3 separate regions of the Homo sapiens genome follow, and regions 2 and 3 are each linked to region 1. A link is a contact called in ENCODE Hi-C or POLR2A ChIA-PET data. All regions are on one chromosome and are shown on one strand. The core of a region is the stretch at or near the end of the contact, and the rest is flanking DNA. Distances in the headings are between cores, read along the strand shown.

Region 1 (3,250 bases), core at 409-2,908:
CCAGAAAATCATGATTTCCTTGCTGTCCTTCAGGCCCCACATCCAATCTGGCACCAAGACCCACTGTATACCCCACCTGAAGAGCTCTCTGAGCCAGCTCTCCACCAGGGCCCCCGTCATCCTAAACCATGGGCACAGACACTATTTTTTTAGAAACTGATGAATGTGATGGATCCTCACCCTATAAAAATGCACATCCATACAAAGTTTGGCATGAATTTAAGGAATTCACAAACCCAAGGATATTTCGTGGATAAGGGACCTTGTCCTACTGGATTCCCTAACACTTTAAATCTACCCCCACACTGCAGCCAAAACGATTAAAATGATTTCTTTCAAACATGAATCTAATGCCACTAGCCTGCTGAAAATCTTTCACTGGTTCTCCAAAGTCAGAGACCAAAGTCAACGTTCTTCAGCACGACACGCCAGGTCCTCCAGGACCCAGCTCCTAATCACCTTTCCACTTCCATCCTCCACAACCCGGGCACAGTTCATTGATCTCAGCAAGGCAAAGCTGCTCCTGGTTCTCAGCGCGATGCTCCACGCGCCCCTGCTTTGCACCGCCCGGGACGTCCTTCACCTGTCAGGCACTTGGCTACTTCTTACCTTTCAAGGCCCGTTTCAGGCTGCAGGCCTTCCTGGGATCTCAAGGCTGGGGTAAGGGACCCACAGCTTGAGTGTACCCCCTGATCACAGCGCCACGATCTGCTGTGGTCTCTGATCTCACTCTCCCAGCTGCACGCTGGTCAAAGGCGGAGCTCGGTGACTCCTCTGCATTGCCAGGGCGCCTGGCAGGGGACGCGCTTACTGAAGCCGAGAACTTTCTGGGGAGGTGACACCCCAACAGCGATTCCCATGTACCAAACGCCTACCACGTGCCATGCACGGTGCTAGGTGCACAGATCCCTCTCACCCTCACCCTCACCGACCAGCAAGGCTGCAGGATAACAGCCCCTTTCAAACGAGGATGCCAAAGCGCCCGAAGAGTCAGTGACCTGCCCAGGGTCACCAGAGTAAGGACGGATGCGGCCAAGCTCGGGGCCTAGGGAGAGCCGGCTCCGAAGTTCCTCCCAGACGCCAGCCTGCTTGGCACCTGTCTGTCACCGTGATGGAGCACCTTCCAAGCGCTGGGTGCGGAGGATGTGACAGCGAAGGGGACAGACAACCCCGACCCTGAGAGGCGGGAGGCGGCCGAAGCGGGGCAGAGGAAGAGGCAAGGAAACGGCCCGCGGCCGCCCGCCTTGCCGCCCCTCCGGGGCGACAGCGGCTCGGGAAGCTGCAGTCCGCAAGCCCACGCCCGATCTGCGTGGTTCCAAGCTCCTCCACCCGCGCCCCGGGAGCGCGGCCCCGCCCGGAACCAAGCCCGAGCCCAGGCATCCCTCCTCCGCCCGCCCCGCGGCCCCACCCATCCTTCCTGGCCGTCCGCGCCGCTCTCGGGACCGTGTTCCCGTCAGGCCTCCGCGAGCTCGGCCCCAAGCGGGACGAGGGCTGGGCGCTCACCTCGCAGCCGCGGGCCCATCCCCGGGTTGCGGACTTCGGGGTCCGCGTGGGAGTGCCGCGGCCTTTGGCGCCCAGGCAGCTACTCCCGTTCCCGCTCCAGCGCCGGCTTTTCCAGCCCTCCTGCCCACGTCCGCCGGGCCGCGCCTCCAAGACTATGCGCAGGCGCAGTCCTGACGTCCTACCCCCGGTTCCAAGACCCCAAGTGGTGGGAAGCCTCGCGAGCGGCGTCCCCCGACCGGAAGTCGAGGGGAGGAGTCTAGTGCCGCGGGCTCCGGAGTGACGGAAGTTGTGCTCTTGGTGAATGGGGTTCTTCCTTTTTTATTTACCGGTGGCTGTGCTTCCAATTTAGGAAGACCCCGGCGACCTGTTCCTCACCCCCGCTTCGCCCTCACACTTTCGGGATGTCTGCGATTCCTGCTGAGGAGAGCGACCAGCTGCTGATCCGACCCCTGTAAGGGACCAGCGAGAGAGGGAATGAAGCCACGGGCTGTGAGGGGCGCGAGGGGTAACCGGAGACTGGCCTCCTCCGTCGCCCGCGCTCCCACCTACCCCGGCAGCCTGCCTTTGGTCCGCGCTTGCGGGCCAGGCTTCTCAGGCTCGAGGGGTTGGAGGACCGTTGATCGGAAGGGGCCTGCTATAGAGTGAACGGGATTTTGCTTTTTCATCAGTTTCAGGGGAGGGTATGTTGGAGTCGGAAAAAAAAAAGTTTTACGGGGCCACCGCTCGCTTTCGTACACGCTAAGAAGCGTTTTCACTTAGCACAAGCACGGATCTCTGCGCGTCAGGGCAAGCTGTGAGGGAGCCGGTGAAGCTTATGACCGACAGGATGAGAGGAGGACCTGAATGAGGCTACAGCCGTGCAGGGAAGAATTAAGTCTGTTTCTTAACACCAGGGCTTCACATGTGCCAGAAGTTAGAAAATATTAGGGACTTGCCGTGAGTTTCGATCTTCTCAGCTCAGGCCCTAGTAGAATAAGGAAGGTGTAAAGCTGGAGAAGAGAAAGTGCAGAGGTGTTAGGGACAAAAACTCAGCCCTCGACTGTCCATAAGGAGAGTGGCCTTTCAGTGGACACGATCCTCATCAGTCGGGAATGCTGCTGAAGGGGAGATGCAAATGTAGAGAACTTGAATTCCTACAGATGAGCATTTCGAACCCACAACATGTTTATTGTTAGATACTAGTTGGCACAACATGAATATACGCTTTCCAAAAGGTAGAAAGTATCTCCTTTACACAATCATTCAGTAAGGCTTCATTGAGCACCTGCTTGGGACATAGTCCGTTTCCTTCTGCTTAGTTCACACCTGTCATGTCTTCCTGTGATGAGCAAACACTGAGCAAGTGTCAAGCACCACACATGGGGATATAGACGCAACAGAGGGCCCAGTTAATTGCTCTCGCTCTTTTGGAGAGAATTACAGTGCACAGTGGGAAATATTGGAGAGATACTTTGGAATAATAGGAGACTATTACTTTGAAGTCAGACCTGAAGTCCATTATCTACTTGACCAATTAGTAGGACAACAATCTCACTGAACCCGTTTTCTCATATGGAAATAAGATAAAACTTGAAGAGTGAACATCGCGGTAGGTGCTTTGTAAATAATAGCTAATCTAAGAACGCAGGCAGGCATTGCACTGAGCACTGTGAAAGTATGGAAAAGGGATTTCTGACAGATTGAGGAAAAAAGGATACCTCGTGGATCCTGAAAAATGTGATGCCTGAGCTGAGTCCTAAAGAATGAG
Region 2 (3,250 bases), core at 751-3,250, 8.7 Mb before region 1:
TGCCCTGGGAGCAGGCACATGACAGAGGGTTGGGAGGTCTTGTAAAAATATGTATATATTTCGAAGACACAGACAGAACATACACAGTTTCATTTCACACAGTGATCTGAGTTGTGGAGTTTGTGTTGTTTTACTCACCTAGACACAGAAAGTGCCCGATCTGTAGTCTGTAGCTTCGGGAGGACAAGCAGGTGAGGAGCACGCAGAGCGCGTGGAAGGTGGCCAGCCCCATGAGCCAGGGCTCAGTCCAGTCCGTCTGCTGTAGGAACACACCAGCAGACACTCACTGTCCTGCCACTCAAGGCCGGGTTCACGGCCCACCCACAGCCTTCTCCCAGCGCAGGAGGCAGGGGCCTCTCACTCCTGAGTCCTCCTGGGCTACTCACCAAGTATCCAGAGAGCATTGCCAGGCCTCAGAGAAACATGGGGACAGGAAAGGGAGAAGGAACCAGGAGGATGGAAACAGGATTCTCCCCTCAGTGCAACTATAATTCATGGAATTCAAAGTTCAAGCACACAGAACTGAAGGCATCTCTGATGTGCTCCTTTCGTTTGTGGAACAGAATCATGTTTTTAAGGTGGGTATAATTAAAGGAATTACCATCCTTTACGATGATAATTGGTTATGATAATTGGTGACGACAAGGAAATTAAGACGATTGCTCAAAGAGATGCACTTGGCTCAGCCCCAAAGGTAAAACATGAATCATCATTTCAGACTCCTTAGTCAGCACTGAAGACCTCAGGGAATCTTGAGCCATCGCCACGTGCAAGACTTGATTTTCTCCAACCTCTCTGCAATACACTGAACTCTCCAGACAGTGCCGCACTCCGCCGCCTCCTGGACTCCCCGGGACCCTGCTGTACCTGGGGACAGTGTCTGGCTCAGGGACCTGAAGTAGCCAGGCTCAGATCCACTGCTGCTCAGTCCCCACCTGATGCTCAGATGCCAATCCCAGCAGTCCTCAACCCTCCCCATCCCCTCCTTGAGCGCCCTCCTGCAGAAGACAAGCCCTGCCCTCCAAGCTGCAGCCCCGCCCTGCCCTCCAAGCTGCAGCCCCGCCCTGCCCTCCAAGCTGCAGCCCGGCACAGCCCTCCAGAACTCCTGTGTCACTACTCTCTGCTGGGGACCGCAGCGGCTTCTCCAGAGCCGCGCCATGACATAAGGACACAAGCGCATCTACTCCCATCAATGCACCCACCAGAAGACCAGAGGCACGGAGGTGAGGGGAGCACGGCTTTCTGCCCAGACCCCATCGAGTGCCCATGTCACCCCTTGGCGGCCACGTGGGGCGTGGGCTCCCCTGGGATCTGTCAGACGAACCCGGCACGGCGCACGCCCCGCCCACACTGGGCAGCGTTCCTCCGTGCCACCCCACACGATCAGGCTCCACCACGCACGCCCCGCCGCACTGCCAGAATCCGCCCACATGGCCCAAGCCCCGCCCGCAAGACGCTGGACTGGCCGGCGTGCACCTCCCACACGAACAAAGCCCTACCCCTCGCGCTCCGCCCACACAACTCAGCCACGCCCGCACGGTGCAGGACGCCAGCCCAGCCCAAGCCCGGGCCACAGAGCGCCGGAGCCAGCTCACTGCGCACGCTCCTCCACAAGGCCCCGCCCGGCCCCGCCCCTCCCCGCCCAACGGCCCAGGACCCCGCCTAGCGCTCGCGCCCCGACGCCCGGCCCCGGCCCCCTCCCACAGGGCCCAGGACCCCGCCCACAGCGCGCGCCCCCGACGCCGGCCCCGAGCCACTCCCACAGGTCTCAGGACCCTGCCCAGCGCGCGCGCTCCGCCACAAGGCCCCGCCCACGGCCGGGGCCTTCTTGGCCACAGGCCGGGTGCTCTGTGGGGCCTACCCTACGCCTCTCCGCCGTCCTCCCCCGAACTGGTGGTTACGCGGGCCGCGAGTTACCGTGAGCACGGCTGGGATGCTGACGGGGAAAGAGCTGACAGAGAAGGCGGACGGCATGGTGTTGGGAAGCCCGCTCTCACAGCAACCGCCGAACCCGGCCTGGCCAGAATCCACAGAGGAGGGCGCCAAATCCTCTCTCGTGAGATCTGCCCTTCTCACGAAACTTGCGCTTGCTTCCTCTCGCGGTAATTTCATGGCATTGCTAGGTCCAGATATCGCGATATTTCCTGGTGGTCGCTGTAATACGGAAAACTTACTACGCTGCTGTGGGACTTGTGCTCGCTCCGCCAGGAGGCCGAGGGCGTCTTTAGTTCGTTAACAGAGGAGCAGGCGGAGGCGGGTGGAATTTAGGAGGTTTGTTTCAAAGGCTCAGGGCGCTGTACCGCCACGCCAGCCCTGTCCCACCTGGGACTCCCTAGAAGGGTCAGAGCATCAATGAGGACGGTGTCCGCCCCGAGACCCTGCAGGAGCCGGGGACATTGCCCACTCCTCGGACCCTGCAGGACTTGGGAAGGTGTCTGCTCTCGCGACCCTAAGGGCAGTGCACTCTTAGTCTGGGTCAGCTTAGGGTTATCTGTCTTCACTTTGGAGATTTACCAGATGTTCTTACGCTTCACTTCGTTGTTCAACGACAGATACAAAAATATAAAGTTAATTTTCTTCCAGCGAATTTTTTCCCTTTATTTTAACATCTATACCCCAACTTTGACATTTTCAAATTAAACATTCTGTTATTTTAACATCATGAATTATTAAGTGTATATACTTTAATTGCATATGTTAGCTCTTGAACTAGTTTAATGTTTCTAAAAATAGTTCTAGTGGTGGACTTTTTTTTTTTTTTAATAGCTTTAACCCCTCCCAGATCTTTCTTAAAATCTTTCCACAGTGTGGTCATTTCTGCTTATGCTACTTAACATGCATTCTCTCATTTCAGTGTAGAAGGTCATGGTTTCTTCTTATGGGAAAACATTTCTTTCATTGATATTTTTCTCTATTCTTCCTGTATTCAACTCCAGGAACATCCCGTTAGGTAGATAGTGCATCTTCCTCTCTTTTGTGTTTCTCAACCTTCCTCTCAAAACATCACGACTGTTGTTGCTGAGTTTGGGAAATCTCGGGCTTGGCTTTCCTGGTTTTTTTTTTTTTTTTTTAAGACGATGTCTCGCTCTGTCGCCCAGGCTGGAGCACAATGGTGGGACCTCGGCTCACTGCAACCTCCGCCTCCTGGGTTCAAGCTATTCTCCTGCCTCAGCCTCCCGAGTAGCTGGGATTACAGGTGTTCGCCACCTCACCTGGCTAATTTTTTTTGTATTTTTAGTAGAGACGGGGT
Region 3 (3,250 bases), core at 281-2,780, 6.0 Mb before region 1:
ACTTGGCGTTCCTGAGCGCTGGGCCAGCGCTTCACACGCACTGCCATAAGGAGCTTCATCCAACCCTATGAATAAGCTGTTACACTTCCATTTTACCGATGAGACGCTGCAAAGTTGAGTAACACAGTCGCAGCGCTCATTGGTCCATTGGGTAGCCAGGATGGGCACCTGAGCTGACTCCCTTAGGTTCGGCCCAAGGTGCCCTAAGTCAGGGCCATGCCTAATGCATTTCTGCAGGTGCCCAGCACTGTGTGGCAAAGAAAGCACTACCAAGGATGGGGTTATGAAAGCCGGCACCGCACCACTGGTGGTCCTGGACTGCATATGCCTCCGAATGGGAGTCGGAAGGGAAGGCCCTGGGGTTCCTAGAGGTCTCCAAAGACTAAAGACTTGTGGTGGAGAGACTGCCCCTCTTTCGCATCCTGCTCAAAGTGCCTGCCCTGGCCTTGGGCCAGCAGAAATGGCATCGCAAGGACTCCAAAATACATCATAGCTGAACCACGCCGCTAGCCTGGTTCCACCGGGGCTTCCAGGACCACGCACCTTTCCTCCATTTCTGTGATTAGCTTTCCCCTCTACCCTTTATTGATCTCCGTGACGGAAATGGTTGGGTCTCGTTTTGCTCAGTTGGGCAAGGCGCGTGGTATTGAGTTAAGGCTGGATGAGTATCTGTTGAGTGTATGAAATTTTAGAGATTACATGAGAAATCAAATGAGCAGGCCGGGCGCGGTGGCTCACGCTTGTAACCCCAGCATTTTGGGAGGCTGAGGAGGGTGGATCACAAGGTCAGTTCGAGACCTGCCTGGCCAACACAGTGAAACCCCGTCTCTACTAAAAATACGAAACTTAGCCCAGCGTGGTGGCACGCGCCTGTAATCCCAGCTACTCGGGAGGCTGAGGCAGGAGAATCGCTTGAACCCGGGAGGCGGAGGTTGCAGTGAACCGAGATCGCGCCACTGCACTCCAGCCTGGGCGACAGAGCCAGAGTCGGTCAAAAAAAAAGAAAAGAAAAGAAAGAAATCAAGTAAGCAAAAACAAGAAAGAAAGAAATCAAGTAAGCAATGGCCCAGACATGAGAATCATCCTATTCAACCACTCTGTTTGCCGATATTAACTTGCGGAGCTAAGAGGGCCTTCATACTTCGGGATTAAACCCACCCATCTATCACTGATATCTTTATCATTAATTTTATTATACAAGTACTGCAGGTGCATGGTAAGAAACTTACAAAATACAGATAAACACAAAGACAAATCCATAGAAACACTGATTTCTAGGATATGCTGGTCAATAAAAATAGCCTAAGCGACTCCCTTTCACCCGCCCCATCTGCCACAGGCTTGCCTATTGCCTCTGAGTGACAGAATCAGGCTAGGTGGAGTGGAGTCTCCGTTCCCATTTCCAAGTACAGGGTCCGCTCCCCTCAACTACCGGCTCCTGGTTGCCTGTGCGCGTTCACACCTAGGGCTCCAGGCCCCGCCCACAGCAGACGAACCGGAAACGAACCCCATTTCCGGCCTGGGGGCAGGGCCTCGGGTTCCTGCATCGGGCCTGAGCAGAACTAGGCGCGCCGCGGCCCGGCACGCGCAGGCGTACAGAGCTCCCCGGGGGTGCCAGTTCCTCTCCGATTCCCGGCTTCTGTCACCTTCCTCACGGACCTTGGTCACGGCCGCAGGTGACCCCTTAGCCCAGCTCCAGTGGGCGGGTGGCAGGTGAGGATCAGGGCCTCGGCAGTCCAGAGGGGATGGGACCGTGTAGCGCCACCTCGGGGAGGGAGCACACTGGCTTTGGCCTCAGCCCGGAGGGACCTTCTCTGGGACCGATGCTAGAGTGGGCGTGGGGTCCGGGCGCGGGGTCGCCTGCCACCCAAGGGCGTGTGTGCTCCGCGGGCCTTGTGCCAGGCTCCACGTCGCCGCGGCCCTTGCTCTCCACGTCTGCAGAGGGCTGGAAGCGTCTCTGCAGCCCGCGGAGTTTGCGGGAAGGGGAAGCTGCTGCGAAGCGTGTGGGAAACTACCCGCTGGCGCGCGCCCAGGCGTCCCCGAGACCCCCAGTTCCAGGCTTGGTGCCAGCCAGGCCCCCAGCAAGCCCCTTAACTTCCCTTAGACTTAATTCACCCTCCCGCGGAAAGAGGTTACTAATGACCTGCCCTGCCAAACTCAGCATTGTGAGGCTGCAATGCAGTGTAAAAGCATTTGAGTCACTGTGTAAACGTCCGCTGTTGCTACACATACTAATTGTAGAGTATATTTACTGTGAAGACCGAAAAAGCGTTTATTCAACAGAAAGCGTTAGGGTCAAAGATGTGTTTTAACGTGTCATTTTTTCACTCTTCACTACGAAACAGTGTAGCCCCAAGGAAAAATTTTCTTGGACCTACGGTTTGTACTTTTTAATGGCTACTTGAAGATATGGTGTCTTTGGATTCAGTCACTGTTCGCAAATTCAGAAGATAGTGGCGGATAATGAGCCAGTCCCGTCTTGGGATTGGGGTGGGAGAGGGACAGGGGAAAAGCAAATGAAATATTACACAGTGTTACTCATTCAGTTCTTACATTTTGTGATATCTGATGGGATCTTCTTCACAGTTACTAAACTGGGTGTTGCCACTCTGCTTTATCATTAAAATGATAATTACTATGCTTGTGTCTGTGCAGCTCTTCACACTTTAAAAGATGCCTATGCAGGGGTGCCACTATTTAATCCTCTTTATTCTGATGTACCATCTAAAAGATCAAGATTTTCAGAGGTTACTTCACTTGGTCGGGAAGCTAAGACTCAACACAGTTATTGAGACACTGCCTTCAGAGCTCTTTCTGCCCACCCCTGCCTGGCAACCTTGCAAGAGGAGCTGAGAGGTGACCAGCACAAAGAAAAGAGTATTGGCAGAAAGCGCTGTGTGGGTAGCCTGTCACCATCAGGTACTGTCAGTGTGATGTTAGGCAAATCACTTGGCCTTCTCTGCTGTATGATGGAGGTAATAATAATGCTTCAAAAGTTTAGGATGAGTATTAAATAATAAGGTAAAATGCTTGATCTGTAGTGAGTGTTCATTACATGGAGACTTCTGTTAATACGTGCCACCTAGATTTCCACTACACACCCTCGTGCCCTTATGGAAGGAAATTTTACATGACTGCAATTTGGTAAAAGATATGTTTACAGAGTGTCTGTGTCCAGGAAATGAACCTGAGAAACCAAGTTTTAAATGTTGTTAGGAACTTTTTATTTCTCAAATACAGAATTACTTAA

The links. A loop is a pair of places that touch in the nucleus more often than their neighbours do. ChIA-PET counts read pairs that join two places held with the same protein, here RNA polymerase II (POLR2A). Pooled maps may share reads with other maps.
Region 2: a map with no recorded cell type shows a loop between it and region 1 (13-fold over the local background). The contact joins the promoter of TMEM18-DT here to the promoter of ITGB1BP1 in region 1. A Hi-C loop is called at or near these places in 1 of 37 single-sample maps with no recorded cell type and 9 of 50 pooled maps.
Region 3: a map of naive thymus-derived CD4-positive, alpha-beta T cell shows a loop between it and region 1 (14-fold over the local background). The contact joins the promoter of TRAPPC12 here to the promoter of ITGB1BP1 in region 1. A Hi-C loop is called at or near these places in 1 of 168 maps with a recorded cell type or tissue (naive thymus-derived CD4-positive, alpha-beta T cell) and 11 of 50 pooled maps. POLR2A ChIA-PET finds 5 or more read pairs at or near these places in 1 of 52 experiments (WTC11).

What each region holds. Positions count from the first base shown.
Region 1 is chr2:9,421,870-9,425,119 of GRCh38, forward strand. It overlaps ITGB1BP1 (integrin subunit beta 1 binding protein 1), which reads right to left and starts at 1,659. Exons shown (of 7, transcript NM_004763.5): 1 at 1,504-1,659. It overlaps CPSF3 (cleavage and polyadenylation specific factor 3), which reads left to right and starts at 1,785. Exons shown (of 18, transcript NM_016207.4): 1 at 1,785-1,954. The coding sequence starts at 1,905. RefSeq lists enhancers at 110-968, 962-1,011, 1,882-1,931, 1,972-2,021 and a silencer at 1,152-1,451.
Region 2 is chr2:675,372-678,621 of GRCh38, forward strand. It overlaps TMEM18-DT (TMEM18 divergent transcript), which reads left to right and starts at 2,001. Exons shown (of 3, transcript NR_183417.1): 1 at 2,001-2,102. TMEM18 (transmembrane protein 18) reads right to left here and starts at 2,035. Exons shown (of 5, transcript NM_152834.4): 1 at 1,918-2,035; 2 at 139-259. The coding sequence starts at 1,974. RefSeq lists enhancers at 1,310-2,075, 1,978-2,077, 2,108-2,177 and a silencer at 1,568-1,817.
Region 3 is chr2:3,378,164-3,381,413 of GRCh38, forward strand. It overlaps TRAPPC12 (trafficking protein particle complex subunit 12), which reads left to right and starts at 1,531. Exons shown (of 12, transcript NM_016030.6): 1 at 1,531-1,713. RefSeq lists enhancers at 1-496, 497-1,013 and a silencer at 1,502-1,551.